Regions from separate parts of the Mus musculus genome. Here all the other regions are linked to region 1. The links are chromatin loops, found by intact Hi-C in ENCODE. Cell type or tissue: heart. All regions are shown on one strand.

The links. Hi-C counts contacts between places; a loop is a spot of excess contacts. Peaks named below come from ENCODE experiments on the same cell type or tissue, not always from the same donor. Only the 100,000 strongest peaks of a DNase experiment are listed, where the experiment ranks them.
Region 2: a loop joins it to region 1, with 1.8 times the contacts of the local background. A loop is called at or near these places in 2 of 42 quality-filtered maps.
Region 3: it touches region 1 in a loop (2.0-fold over the local background); 7 of 42 quality-filtered maps call a loop at or near these places.

Annotation. Positions count from the first base shown.
Region 1 is chr14:78,846,552-78,851,551 of GRCm38, reverse strand. Vwa8 (von Willebrand factor A domain containing 8) reads right to left here and starts at 2,374. Exons shown (of 45, transcript NM_027906.1): 1 at 2,109-2,374. The coding sequence starts at 2,268. In heart, a CTCF peak has its summit at 2,033; a DNase peak (open chromatin) is centred at 2,431; H3K4me3 peaks cover 1,600 bases; H3K27ac peaks cover 2,421 bases.
Region 2 is chr14:78,981,911-78,986,910 of GRCm38, reverse strand. Vwa8 (von Willebrand factor A domain containing 8) reads right to left here. Exons shown (of 45, transcript NM_027906.1): 13 at 4,515-4,675; 14 at 2,609-2,722. Among named protein-coding and RNA genes, the nearest start is that of Vwa8, 140 kb to the right of the region's middle. In heart, no CTCF peak of the experiment used is centred here; no DNase peak of the experiment used is centred here; H3K27ac peaks cover 1,289 bases.
Region 3 is chr14:78,894,198-78,899,197 of GRCm38, reverse strand. All of the region lies in intron 2 of Vwa8 (von Willebrand factor A domain containing 8), which reads right to left. Among named protein-coding and RNA genes, the nearest start is that of Vwa8, 48 kb to the right of the region's middle. In heart, no CTCF peak of the experiment used is centred here; a DNase peak (open chromatin) is centred at 2,717.

The DNA of each region.
Region 1 (5,000 bases):
CTCGTCAGTTTCTGAGATCCAGTCCTACTGAGCCAGCTGGCCCCATCTATGATGATGTCACAGTGATCCATCAACTATGCTGTGGAGTGATAACCTCCTTGCTGACTGACCATTTGTTTCTAAAACCTTGAGATACCACTCCTACTAATTAAAGCATACAGATAAAGAATTTACAAGTTATAGGTTCTACCCCATCCGACGGAAAGGGATGCTAAGCAGGAGCTGTGAGAGTCTGTTGGTTTGTTTGGGGTGGTTTGGTTTAAGCTTTTTTTTTTAGACAGATTCTTTCTACATAGAGCTGGCTATGCAGGAACTGTTATAGACCAGGCTGATCTTCAACTCACAGTACTGGGATTAAAGTTGCCCAACTTCTTTTTTACTGTTTACATAAATGGCCTCTTCCCCCTTCATATCAAGCTTAGTAAAGGTATACTATCATGAAAGCCAGCAAAGCAATTGCAGCCTCTCACAAAAACAGTCTCCATGAACTTTGACCCAGTAAGCCACCGAACGCTTGTTAGGTACCCAGTGATGACAGGCACCAAAGGACCGTGCAGACAAGACAAACAGGCATACAGTTCGGGAGAAGCAAAGTCTACAACTTGAGTTTGTTTTTCATGTACTTTGTTCTCCCGTCACACTGCTAGGAAGCAGTGACAACAGAGGACAAAGGGAGTCTGGTCACGTGCTGGAGTACAACTGAGAGTCTTCCCAGCATCCACACTCATCCATCACAGCCTGCTGCTTTCTGTGCTACGGCTGTGGCCTGTGTATGACCTCTGGTTCCAACTGTGCCGCTCTCACCTTGAAAGCCCTAACCTTAGGAGTCTGGATAGCCAAGAGTTAATCTTTCACTCTGTCATGAGGGCTCTTACATGTGCCCAGGTCTCTGGTGAATACACAAGTTCTCAGTTTCAGTGCCCCTTGTTGTAGTGAGGCATATCAGTACAAAACAAATTTTTTTTCATTTTTTTAAAAACCTCTTTTCAATTAAATGTTCTATCTGCTGACTCATGGCTCTTATAGTTAGCTAGAGAGTATAAATAAATAAATAAATAAACAAACAAACAAACAAACAAACAAACGGAGTCTACCCAAAACTGCTCAACCTCAAAGCCTGTCAGATTGTACCACATTCTACCCTTGACATCTGCCTTCTCTGATAAGAGTGTATTATCATCTGGACTGGTGAAATGATGGATTTATTAGATGAGATGATACTATCTGGAGATGACACACACAAGGAGGTGAACCTAGTGAGACAAAGTAGATTCTTTGAAAAGTAGGTCTTATCCCCGATTCCTCTCTCTCTGCCTCCCTGAGAGAGCAGCTTCCCTCTGCTAAGTCCTCTTGTCATCACGAATTTCTGCCTCACCACAGGCCACAGTGATTAAAGTATTAAGCATACACTGAAACATCTGTAACTTCCAGCCAAGAAATCTTCCCTTGTTTTAGGCTGCTCTGTGTGTGTGTGTGTGTGTGTGTGTGTGTGTGTGTGTGTGTGTGTGTGTGTTTTAATGTTGTCACGCAGATGAAAACTGAGTAACAGAGTGGAAAGCAAGTACATGCTCTAGAAGCTATAATCGAGGACAGGCAAGTTTTGAATCGCAATTTCACCTTGTGATCCTCAGCGAGGCACTTTTTTTTTTTGTTTCCCTCTTTTTTGGGACTCATTCATTCCGACTATAGTATAGGGTTTTAACTAAAGCGATGACTTTCAGTTCTAAGAGTGCTTGAAACCGAGTCTTCTGTTAAAATTGGGAAGGAACATGGGCACAGGTTCTCCAGCAAGATTGTACACGTGTCTATGCCATCACGAGCCCTACTTGGCTCATGACACAAAACCAAGCCCTCGGGAGTCAAAGGTCAAGGTCAAGCACGAGTCTTAACAGCCCCCAAAGGCTGCAGCATAAACCTCTCAGTGTCCTAGAGTCTACGTGAGGATTCTTGTACAAAAATCTCCAGTGGGAGAAAACTGTGTTCCTAGGCATCAGAGACCTTAGTCCGGACCCCTAAGGTTTCAGAGTGGAGCCCAGGGGGCGCCAGCGCCTTGCCCCACATCACAAAGCAGCGAGGGCAGCGGCAGCGAAGGCGGAGGGCCCAGTTACCTGAGTCGGTCGCCCCAGAGTGCAGCAGCCTGACCTCCAGCCGCTGCTGGTCCCCGCCCGGCCTGCCCCGCAACACCTGCCGCAAGAGCAGCCGCACTCGCCGGGAGGCCACGTCCCCAAGGCCGCCCGGGGCTCCTAGGAGGAGGAGGCGTGACTGCATGGTGCAGGAGGCATGCGTGGGACCTCCAGGGGCTTCGGACAAGCACAGTCCCTGGACCGGGCAGGAGGCGATCGGCGAGCGGGACAGGAAGCGGCAGGGAGGCGGGTCCGCCGGAAACTCCTTCCCCCGGCTCGCCGGGCTCTGCGGGATGGGCCCGGCCCGGGGCGGAGGGCAGGCCGAGCGCCAGCCGGTAGGATCGGCTACCGGAGCCCGGCGCGCCGCCCCAGGCGTGGTCGCCCCAGGGACGCCCGGAGCTGGGGAGATGCCAAAGACCTTTAGCACAGTTGAGCGTATGCCCTGTTTCTTTCTTGGCTGCTAGCCTACTGTGTTATGATGCACTGTGGGCTTTCCCCTCGATACTGCTTCGGATCTTTTTTCAGAATGGAGAAAATATTCAAGAGATTCTGGAACTTCACCTATTTTAATTCGTTGTCATCTTCCCAGGGTTTCCACACCACAGGCATTGAAAGCTTCAGTTTAGCCTTCCTTTGCCGCTCCTGTTTTATCATCTTCTAAACTGCAAGAGGAAATGTTACACTATAATGGTGAATGAAAAAACGTTCAACTACCAGAAGGATCCAGTCAGGCTACAAGGCAAGGGTTATATAAACATAATTTATGTCTTTAGTGAGGAAAAAGTAGGACACTTGACTAAGGCTCCCTCCCTACCATGCATTCCAAAAGCAGCAGCAGTCTTCCATAAAGCAAACAAAGTCTAATGTAATTAGGCTGCCTCCCCAAAATGTCAAGAGTGAATTAACCAAAGCAAAAAGTTTTAATGAAGTTCTGCACAATGAAATCAAACAAACAAGATGCAGGCCTGGCTCTCAGAGAATGGCCTTGCCAATTCTAGACCTACCTGTATCTTACATCCATATTAAGCACCCACCTCCCAGGCACTTAAACTTCCCGAGGAACTAAACTTAGAAGTAAATGGAGGTGGCAGAGAAATAATTTAAACTAGTTTGGAGAAATCGAAAATAAAGGAGTGAACATTAAAGATGTCAAAACAGCATAATTATTACATGGATAGATTCTCACTATTTCACAACCACACCTGTTAGGCCTCAAATCTGAGACAACCAGCTATAGGAGGTGCCAGTTAACAGATAAAAGCTAACAGAGGTCCCTGTTAACACATCAAAGCTGGTACTAGCCACTAGATCCTCCTCCTATCTCTCCATTCCCACCTGTTACAGGATCCTCCTGGTAGAGGCACTCAGTCCCCTACTCTGAACTCTCCAACCCAGAGGCAGTACTATCTTTCCCCCAAGCTGCTCTTCCATCTACAATCCAGCCTCTTTGACTACTCTGGTCCTCTTTTGGTCTCCTGGTCTGGCTTCCTGGATCCTGGCTCTCTCCTCTCCCAGCTTCCCCTCTACACACACACACACACACACACACACACACCACCCTCACTCAGGTGTTCATTTTCACTCTGAACCCTGCCAGATAGATGCCTCTGCCTCTGTGTTTTCTCCCTCACATCTATAATGCACCTTCTCCACCCTCTTACCCAGGAGGAGTCATATCCTCTTTTTATTTTCTTTTTGTTGTTGTTGTTGTTGTTCTTTTTTTCCTTTTCTTTTCTTTTTTAATCCCTATGTGAATTGGGTTAATGGCAAACATGCAAGCAGCATAGAAATTTACAAATTGCTTTTCCTCCTTTGAGCCTGAGATAGTTGACCATTGTTACAGTCAAGTAGATTAGGTCTGGATTTGACTAAAAGACAAGGCTCTGACCTGTCTATGAGGGCATTTCAAGGAAGCAGTAATTCAAAGGGGAAGACTCTCCCACCCAGCATGTGCAGTACCTTCCTGAGGAAACTTAAAAAGAAAGAGTTGGAGGGAAAAGCCTTTCTCTTGCTTGCCTGTCTCTGCCTCTGGCTGATGAGGATCATAATTCACTGCCATGAGAATCCAATTCTCAAACAGAGACTGAAGACGAAGTGGCTTGAAAGGAGACCTCGAAACCTCCACCACCAGCAGAGAATGCTGAAGAACCCAGCCTTGTGGACTATGCAGCTACCAGGTTCTCCACCTCTCTAATGTACAGACAACCAATATTGGATTTCCCAGTTCCTACTGGGGAAACTAAACACCTTTGTGAAACATATATTCATTCAATTCATCCTGTTCTAGGGAGACTTGACTCATGCAGAGCACATACTCTATGTCATGAGATTGTGCTAAACACTTTAATTAACAATCTTATTTGACACAATTCACAAATAGGAGGTACTATTACCTAACTATTTCAGTTAGAGTTACTATTTCTCTGGTGAAACACCATCACCAGAAGAGAGTTTGCAGGGGTGATGTGGGGGAGGATTTTTTTCAGCTTACACTTCCAGGTAACTATCATAGGTCACTGAGGGAAGTCAGGACAGGAACTCAAATAGGACAGGAGCCCAGAGGCAGGAGCTGATTCAGAGGCCATGATGTTGCTTATTCATTTCCTTCCCCTGACTTCCTCAGCCTGTTTTCTTACAAACCCCAGGACCACCAGCCCAGGGGAGGCCTTACCCGTGTGGGCCTCACACATCAATCACTGATTAAGAAAATGCACCCACAGGCTTGCCTACTACAGCATGGCATAGATTGAGACACTGTAGCACATTCAGCCATTTACTGTTAGACAATGAAATCACATCAAATGCAGAAAGCAGGCATACCAACACATGTACACAGACTGATGTGTGTAAGATGCAGGCTCAAGGCTCTCAAACAAT
Region 2 (5,000 bases), 140 kb before region 1:
CAGGTGCATGTGTGTGCCTGTGTTGTGTACCATGTGTGTACTTATTAGCACAGGTGCATGTGTGTGCCTATGCTGTGTACTGTGTGTGGGTTCTTGTTAGTACAGGTGCATTTATGAGAGCAGAGGTAGCCAACTTTCCTCAGCTGATTGCCCCATTTTTTTTGTTGTATTTTTTGACACATGGTCTTGCTGTAGGCCTGACTGCCTCTGACCTCACTATGAATAACAAGGTTGGCCTTCAGCTCAGACTGGTCTATCTACAGCTGCGTCCCTGATACATCTGAACCCTGGTTTCTACCCTTATATTTAAGACAGGGTCTGTAACTGAACCTGAAACTTCATCTACAGGGATAAGCTAGTCAGCCAATTAGTTTCAAAGATCTGCCTGCCTTGGTTAAACTTCTGCCTCATGCCGGGTTACAGTTCCTATATACATAGTACCTGGCTTTTTATATGCCGGGGTTACAGCTCCTATATACATAGTACCTGGCTTTTTATATGCCGGGGTTACAGTTCCTATATACATAGTACCTGGCTTTTATATGCCGGGGTTACAGCTCCTATATACATAGTACCTGGCTTTTATATGCCGGGGTTACAGTTCCTATATACATAGTACCTGGCTTTTTATATGCCGGGGTTACAGCTCCTATATACATAGTACCTGGCTTTTTATATGCCGGGGTTACAGCTCCTATATACATAGTACCTGGCTTTTTATATGCCGGGGTTACAGTTCCTATATACATAGTACCTGGCTTTTTATATGCCGGGGTTACAGCTCCTATATACATAGTACCTGGCTTTTATATGCCGGGGTTACAGCTCCTATATACATAGTACTTGGCTTTTTATATGCCGGGGTTACAGCTCCTATATACATAGTACCTGGCTTTTATATGCCGGGGTTACAGCTCCTATATACATAGTACCTGGCTTTTATATGCCGGGGTTACAGCTCCTATATACATAGTACCTGGCTTTTTATATGCCGGGGTTACAGCTCCTATATAAATAGTACCTGGCTTTTTATATGCCGGGGTTACAGCTCCTATATACATAGTATCTGGCTTTTTATATGCCGGGGTTACAGCTCCTATATACATAGTACCTGGCTTTTTATATGCCGGGGTTACAGTTCCTATATACATAGTACCTGGCTTTTTATATGCCGGGGTTACAGTTCCTATATACATAGTACCTGGCTTTTTATATGCCGGGGTTACAGCTCCTATATACATAGTACCTGGCTTTTTATATGCCGGGGTTACAGCTCCTATATACATAGTACCTGGCTTTTTATATGCCGGGGTTACAGCTCCTATATACATAGTACCTGGCTTTTTATATGCCGGGGTTACAGCTCCTATATAAATAGTACCTGGCTTTTTATATGCCGGGGTTACAGCTCCTATATAAATAGTACCTGGCTTTTTATATGCCGGGGTTACAGCTCCTATATACATAGTACCTGGCTTTTATATGCCGGGGTTACAGCTCCTATATACATAGTACCTGGCTTTTTATATGCCGGGGTTACAGCTCCTATATACATAGTACCTGGCTTTTTATATGCCGGGGTTACAGCTCCTATATACATAGTACCTGGCTTTTTATATGCCGGGGTTACAGCTCCTATATAAATAGTACCTGGCTTTTTATATGCCGGGGTTACAGCTCCTATATAAATAGTACCTGGCTTTTTATATGCCGGGGTTACAGCTCCTATATACATAGTACCTGGCTTTTTATATGCCGGGGTTACAGCTCCTATATACATAGTACCTGGCTTTTTATATGCCGGGGTTACAGCTCCTATATACATAGTACCTGGCTTTTTATATGCCGGGGTTACAGTTCCTATATACATAGTACCTGGCTTTTTATATGCCAGGGTTACAGTTCCTGTATACATAGTACCTGGCTTTTATATGGGCTTTGGGGATCCAGACTTAAATCAAGCCTGTGTAGACAGTGCTTTAACTTCTGAGCCATTTTCCCAGGTCTAATCTTTTCTATTTGTGTTTTGTAAATGTTTTCATGTTGTTTCCTGCTACAGGAAAATCGAATCTCACCCATAGCATTTGACTGTTATACCTAGTGAAAGAGCTGTAAGGAAGCTGGGGGCAGGAGGCCAGCAATGCCTCAGGGACATCCACAGTTATGCCCATGACTTCCTAGTAAAGCTGGCTTACCTTCTTAATACAGTTGAGACAGTTATTTAAAAGTACAGGCTAAGAAGTCAGTAGGGCCTAGATTAAACCTCAGGTTTTAGAAGTGTCAGGCTATCTCATCCACAGGACACCAAACTAAGCCATTCAGTTATTGTTTGGTTTGACTCTAGCTTAGCTAAAAATAAAGACTGCTACTTTCAGCTTAGCAGTAAGTTAACGCTAAGAATAGTGTAGTCAAGGGTTGGCTTGCTGCCAAGCCTCAGGAGGAGTTGGCTCCCCAAGACCCAAGTGGAGGAAGAAGACAGGAGATTCCCTCAAGTTGTTCTCTGGCTCCTGTATGTGAACTGTAGTATGTGTACATACACATCCATGCACATACATATACAATAAATAAAAGTTAAAAAACAAACTGATAATAACGTCCTTCAAATGACCTGTTCTGTAGCTGCTCATCGGTCAGTTGTAGCTTCTCCTTCAAGCTCAGGTACCTGTCCTCCCTCAGCAGCCGAGATCCATCATACAGGCTGAGCTCCCGGTCATGGATCAGTCTGATGGGGAAGGGGTTGGGGGAAACAAGTTAATCAATGATGTAAGGAGAGGCAGCATCACTCAGTCTGCATGTCATGCTGGAGGACAAGCCTAACAACTGTCTTAGGTGCGTGTTCACAACAGTAACTTCGTCAGTGCTATTACGCACTATCCTGGGCAGACATGCTGGACTCTGCAGAGGAGCAGTCCCAAATGCCAGCGATGGGTATGAGGGAGAAGAGACATGAAGAAGGGGAGGAGGAGGTGGGAGACAATGCCTCAGCTCACCCATGGGGCATGTTTTCACGTGTAAGCCACACACACTCCTGAATCCAATGCAGCTTTGAAAGGGAAAGTATCACTATAATATTTCACTGTTGAAATTGCAGGACTTAAGATATCAAAAGCCTCAGAAATAACTCCATTGCTCCTCCACATGGCAGCCCCAAAGCAACTAGCTTCCCATACTGTGTAAGACTCTACTGCTAGGTCTGCAAAGGTCAGAGGGCAAAGACTCATCTAGAAGCTATGAGCACAGGCAGTGCAGTCTGGAAGGCCTGGGTTCAAGTCCAATGTGCTGAACAATCAGAGAAGGGAGAACCATTCCATCTCTCTAAATTTTACTCTAAAATTAAGGCAAAAAAATTAAGACAACAATGCCAATCTCATATAGTTGGTATGAAAATTGAACAAGTAATTTAAAATACATGCTTAACATCATCTTGCTCAGTTTTCCTAAGTTAGGATTCCTAGGCAGCATTTTAAAATGCCCACGTAAAAAACTCCAGCCTGTATCATTTGAAGCCCTGGTAGGGATGGAGGCCAGGCACTGTATTTTATAGCTCCATTTGTCAGCATCCATCCTGCAAGCGGCCTGAGGCTGACACTGGAGCCTCTGGTTTAGCACAGCACAGGCTCCTTGCTGCTGTTGCTGCTCTTTTGTCCTTGGCCAGGCATCTGAGAGACAGCCAACAAGAGAGGGCTGAGCCTTTTCTTATTTTTGTATCCACATTTATCTGTTTGGCAGAGAATATTAAATTATGAGTCTAAGAAATGTGGTAAATCACCAAAACTTTGTGATTACTATTTTTAAACCCACACAGACCGAATCAAGATTAATACAACAAACACATTTGGAGTCTTTCATTCCACTCAGTGCCTGCATCTTGTCAGCGATAAAAACTGTGGTTAGCTGGGTGAAGAAGTGGCTTCTTTCATTTATTTGACACTTCCCAGTAAGTCAGATTAAAAAGTCATGCCGTAGGAAAGGGATGAAAAGCATCAGTAACCTCAGAGATGACACAGGCGGGGAAGACTTTCCACAGAAATTAGACAGAGAATCTTCCCACATTAAACTGTTTCTCACTCAAAATAAGAAAATGAAGGCTACAGAAATGGTCATATCTGTGCTGAGTGAAATAAGCAAATAAATACACATTTTATATTAAATTTTATTTTCTCTCAAAAAATTAAATAATAAAAAAATATTACAATAAGCTCAGCTCCAATGTTGTCTGGGATGATGTCTAGACGTATCGTTAAGATAAAATTGCAGACGCTCCAGCTGTGTGGTTTGTTGCACATATTGATCTATGTCCATAAGCCTCTTGGAGCCACGGCTGGCACACTTTCATCCTTTAGCTCTTACACAGCAAATTCTGCCACAGAGGTGAGGTTTGGGGTCTGATAGGCATGTGTTTATAACCAAATATTAATAATATTGTATTCAGCTTAATAATATAGAACTGTAAATTCCTCAGGACCTGAAATCTCAGTGTTTAGGTTGGCATAAAGACTGTCTATGATGCAAACCTTTGCAATACAGCCAGTGTGCCAGCGTTGACGCGGTGGATACCATCCAACAGGACCAGTTTGCCTTCCCGGGCAGCACTCACAAGGGGTGAGGAGCGCCAGGCGGTGTCGCCGTTGGGGAGCGTGTACCGCTGCTGTAGCAGGTCCCGCGCAGTCATATCCTAAAAGCAGGCACCAGCAAAGAATATGCAGAGTTAATGTTGAAGACCTATGCAATGCTTCTTTAGCCTTGTGGACATGTGTTTGCACACATTTGTCTTTGTACAGCATATTTCAAATAACAAACAAAAAGTTTTCTCAAATCCAAAGAGAAATATCACCAGAAAGCTTTAGGTATTTCCCCCTTATTACATATTTGCTCGATGTAAGAATGAGAGTTTGCCATCTTTCTCTTATTATTTAGTACTCCCTTTCTCTTTCAAAAGGATGACAACAGTAATTACTGCCACACTGAATGGAATCAGGTTCCATCACTGCATCCTAGAG
Region 3 (5,000 bases), 48 kb before region 1:
TAAAGAAGCCAGAAATAAATTCCAATGCATATGGTTAACTATGGAGACAGGGTACCAAGAAGACATGATGGGGATAAGATAATCTTTCAACAAATGATGCTGGGGAAACTATTTCCATGTGCAAAGGAATGGAACTGAAACTTTATCTTACAGCTTATACAAAAATCAACTCAAAACTAAAAAGGGACCTAAAAGCATAAAACAGAATTCTACAAGAGAACATGGTGGGGATCCTCTGGCCATTGGCCTTGGCAATGACTTTTGGCATGTCACACTAAAGCTCTGGCTACAAAAGCCAAAATAAATTAAGAGTAATGTGATGGTTTGTATATTCTTGGGCCAGGGAGTGGAATGTGATTGTATATTCTTGGGCCAGGGAGTGGCACCATTTGGAGGTGTGGCCTTGTTGGAATAGGTGTGACCTGGTTGGAGTAGGTGTGTCACTGTGGGCTTAAGATCCTCACCCTAGTTGCCTGGAAGTCAGTCTTCCACTAGCAGCCTTTGGATGAAGATATAGAACTCTCAGCTCCTCCTGCACCATGCCTGCCTGGATGCTGCCATGCTCCCACCTTGATGATAATGGACTGAACCTCTGAACCTGTAAGCCAGCCCCAATTAAATGTTTTTATAAGACTTTCCTTGGTCATGGTGTCTGTTTACAGCAGTAAAACCCTAACTAATACAAGTAATATAGCAAAGTAAATGCTTCTAAGTGGAAAAATTAAACATAACACAGTGAAATGGTAACCCAGAGAGTGGGGAATATACAAAGTATGTGAGAATATCTACAAATATATATGACTAGGATACATGAGAATAAGGGTTACTATCCAGAATTCATAGTAAAAAAAAATACATTGCTACATTTCAATTGTCAAAAAACGAATATCCTGATTTAAACATAAAAATAAAAACAAAAAGAGCTAAGCACCAATAAGCCTACTATCTCATAATCCCAGCTGTATTTCTAAAAGCCTCAAAAGCAGTAAGACCTTCAAATGCCCATCAACAGGTAGAGAAGTGATGCATCTATACAACTGAATAATACTAAATTTAAAAAAGGAGCAAATAACTGAAACACAGCAGAATGTCAAAGTAATTACGCTGTGCTATATAGGGAAGGCAAAATACAGTATGATTCTATTTATTTACAAAATTCCAGACAATCTAAAAGTCTCTCTCCCCCCTCCCCTCTCTCTCTCTCTCTCTCTCTCTCACACACACACACACACACACACACACACAAAGCTTGTGAGTCACAGATTTACCTGATCAGTATTTCAACCGATCAGCATCCTTTCCTGCACAAACCAAAATTTAACAAATTGTATCCCTCAAGTATGTAAGCATGAACCACTGTACCTAGTAACACTATCTTACCGTACTGGACCAACACACAGTAAAATATCCTTGGTTCTTACAGTCAGGCCTACAGCACAATTTAGGTTTTGTGTTCTGGTGGTTTGAGCTCTCTTGGTCTTCTGTGTTGATCCATTTTTGCAACAGTAACAGAAAGTTTTGGTTCTTTTTAAAAATCTATACCATACGGTAACAACAGCTCCACAGGAAGAAAGGTCATCAAAAGGACAGCAAGGTGACAAGTGACACATATCAGAATATTTTCATCACCATTTAATATTCAAGGTCAATTAACAACCTATCCGCTAACGTGCTTACGTGTGAGGAGTTAACAAATTGCTGGAGATGTCTTTGTCTCAGTGTTGTATTGAGGGAAAACAACCACCAAAAAGAAAATAAAGGAAAAGATCTGCCTTTAGTTATAAATGGGTCTCAGAAGAACCAACAAGCTTCAAATCTTGCTAAACAAGATCAGATTCTTTAAACATAACATGTAAATATTCTTGATTCAGATTACAGAAAATGCAGTTAAGATGTATAATGCAGCCATTCTTTTAAAAAATCTTTATTTTATATATGGAGCTTTTATTCTATTGAAAAATTACAAATGTATGAATCAGCATGGTAGTGTATATGTTTGTGTGTATATGGTTTCAATTCTGACCACTTTGAATGGACAACCAATAAGGGGTATCTCTGGAAGAGCTAATTCTCTCTTTCCCAACAATCATAAGTTTTAGATGGTCCTTTGTATAGTTGTGGGACTCCACAAATTCTCCCCCTTCTACGGCAGTATGTCAACTGATATTGGTATTGTTCCAGTCTTGTTTATGCAGCCGTTTCTATGAGAGACTGTTGCAGACTTCTGGTATTCTGGCTCTCACAGTCTTTTTGCTTCCTCAGTGTTCTCTGAACCAGAGATGCAAGGGGCTGTGATATAGATATTCAGGTTAGGCTCCCCATGTTCTACTGATCCCTGCATTGTGTCTAGGTGTAGCTGTCTGCAACAGTCTCCATTTGCTCTTTGATAACTAACAGGTGATAGCTATATTTCCTTGAAGTATAAGGATCAGATATTGAATGCAATTGGGAATTATGCTGGTGTAATCTTAATTTTTTTCAAAACCTATTTTTAATTATGGTTCACAAATGCTTTAACCTCCCTTCTAGCCCACCAGGGGTGGTGGAAAACAAAGGGTACGGAGAAAGTGGACCTGTTTAGAAATGGTTCTCTGGGGCAAATCCCATCTGTGTTGCAAGGAAATCTGTAGTTCCATTCCCAGGTCAGCTCAATCCACTCACCAACACTTCGTGGACCATGGATCAGCAGTCCAACTCAGTAGTGTTGGGATAGCAGCAGTGCTGGCATGGCCTAGAGGAACAGCTAGGCCTCAGCCAAATTGGCACAATTTTCAGGAGGGATGAGGGCCAACAGGAGCAGCAGGAAAAGTTCTCAGCTGTGTCTCTCTCAGCGAAGTGAAGATCAGTGAAGATGTGAGACCAAGAAGCGTAGCACAGCTGGCTCTATAAGCAAGCCTAGCTCAGCCTCCATCACTGTCCATCGAGTGCTATTTATACTCCCTCCAAACATCATGTGTCCTCCATGGTTCTTGCTCACCACCTGTCTTGCCTCAGCACATGAGTCTGTCTCAGCTGACATCACTCTGCCAATCAGCCCGAGTCCACAGAAGCAACAAAAGGCCACCAGCACACCATCAGACTTTTTTTTTTTTTTTTTTTTGGTGCATTTCTCTCTATGGCGTCTCAACAAAATGAGCTCAACTACACAATATAAAGCAGACTGATACATGTGTATCATTAGGTAGGAAGCCCAATGTCCTTTCACCTGCTTGCTTTAGCAGAACATCCTTCACCCATGTCTGTCTGAGCAAAATGTTTCTTCACAAAGAAACAGTCCCTCATGGTGTTTGTCCCAGTAAAACACCATCCAACACAACTGACTTTCCAAAGAACCCTTAAGTTTCTACTTCATTCTGCTCTAGTAAAACAACCACTGTAAACTCTTTTATAAACCCATGACCTCACTAGCTCCAGAAAGTTGGCTAGGTTTCTAATGCAAAGCCTGATTTTCCTCTTGTTGCATGGGCCCAAAGTCCAATTAGGCAGTCATTGGTTACCACTAACATGTGACTGTCACTTAGTGTCACCTTTATGCCATGATAGTCATTGCTGTGGCTCATGGATGTTGCAGCTAGGTAAGCCTATTAACTCCTTCCCTCCCTTGGCAGCTTGGACAGTATTTTCTGATACCATGGAAGGGAGACTGCAGGAAGAAAGCTTTCAGATTAGATGCGGCTAGAATCATGTGAGTCCTGTTTCCTAAGTGTGTGTTGCAGAAGACACTATTTGCTGCAAGTTCTGGCCCTTCAATCTTTCTGCCCCTCCTCTAAGATGGCCCCGAGCCTTGGGGTGGGATACAGTGCTGTAGACATCCCATCTGTGGGGTGGGATGCAGTGCTGTCGACATCCCATCTGTGGGGTGGGATGCAGTGCTGTAGACATCCCATCTGTGGTGTGGGACGCAGTGCTGTAGACATCCCATCTGTGGGGTGGGATGCAGTGCTGTCGACATCCCATCTGTGGGGTGGGATGCAGTGCTGTAGACATCCCATCTGAGGGCTGGGATGCAGTGCTGTCGACATCCCATCTGTGGGGTGGGATGCAGTGCTGTCGACACCACATCTGAGGGCTGGGATGCAGTGCTGTCGACACCACATCTGTGGCTGAGCATCCCACTGATGCGCTGTGATGGCTTGCTGAGTTTCTGCATTAACCACTATCCACCACAAAATAGCTCTTGATGAGGTCTAAGGGCTAATCCATCTACCCCTTTTAACTTTTTATTTTGATGAAAGGTTGTCTGGGCTGTTTTTGAAGTTGTTCTGTTGGTCCAGGCAAGACTTGAACTTGGAACACTCATGCCTCAGCCTTTGATTGGCTAAGATTACAGGCCCACATAATAGAGCCTAGCTTAAACACAAATTCTTCGTCCTATCTCTGCCTCCCAAATGACTGGAATGGCAGGCATGCTCCTGTCACAGTACACACCAGTATGTTTGTCAGTGTAGATGGTAAGAACAGACACTACTCTTCTCTGGAAATGCATTGTCGTCTCACTCTCCTGGAAAGTCACAGGAACTAATACTTCAGGCAGCAATATATCAGAGTGCCATTTCCTGGACACTCTGTACCTGACATAATAGTTTTCAACTCTAGCCAAGGTGATGTATGAATACTGGCACCTTACAAGGAAATTTGCAGCTTGCTGGCTGTCACACAAGTTAGAACACCATTCACACGTCTACTGGTCACATGATTCTTCTCACCAATTTGTGAGAATATCTGTATACTAAATATGTTAACACCACAAATATGGATTTCACAATGCTATTTTTAATTTAAAGGTTTACTATTTGCATTCATTTTCTCATTTAATTATGGTCATTAACCACAGCAAAAAATGGCTAGGTAGATCCAGAAAATCCAACTTAACCTATTACAAACACCAAAATGTGTCAAGGCAGAGAATATTGCAGACATGTTGGTCAAAGAGAATAAAATATCAGGAAGAACAAGTTGAGATATGTTAGAAAACATGCTGACTATGGCTGGTGACTGAA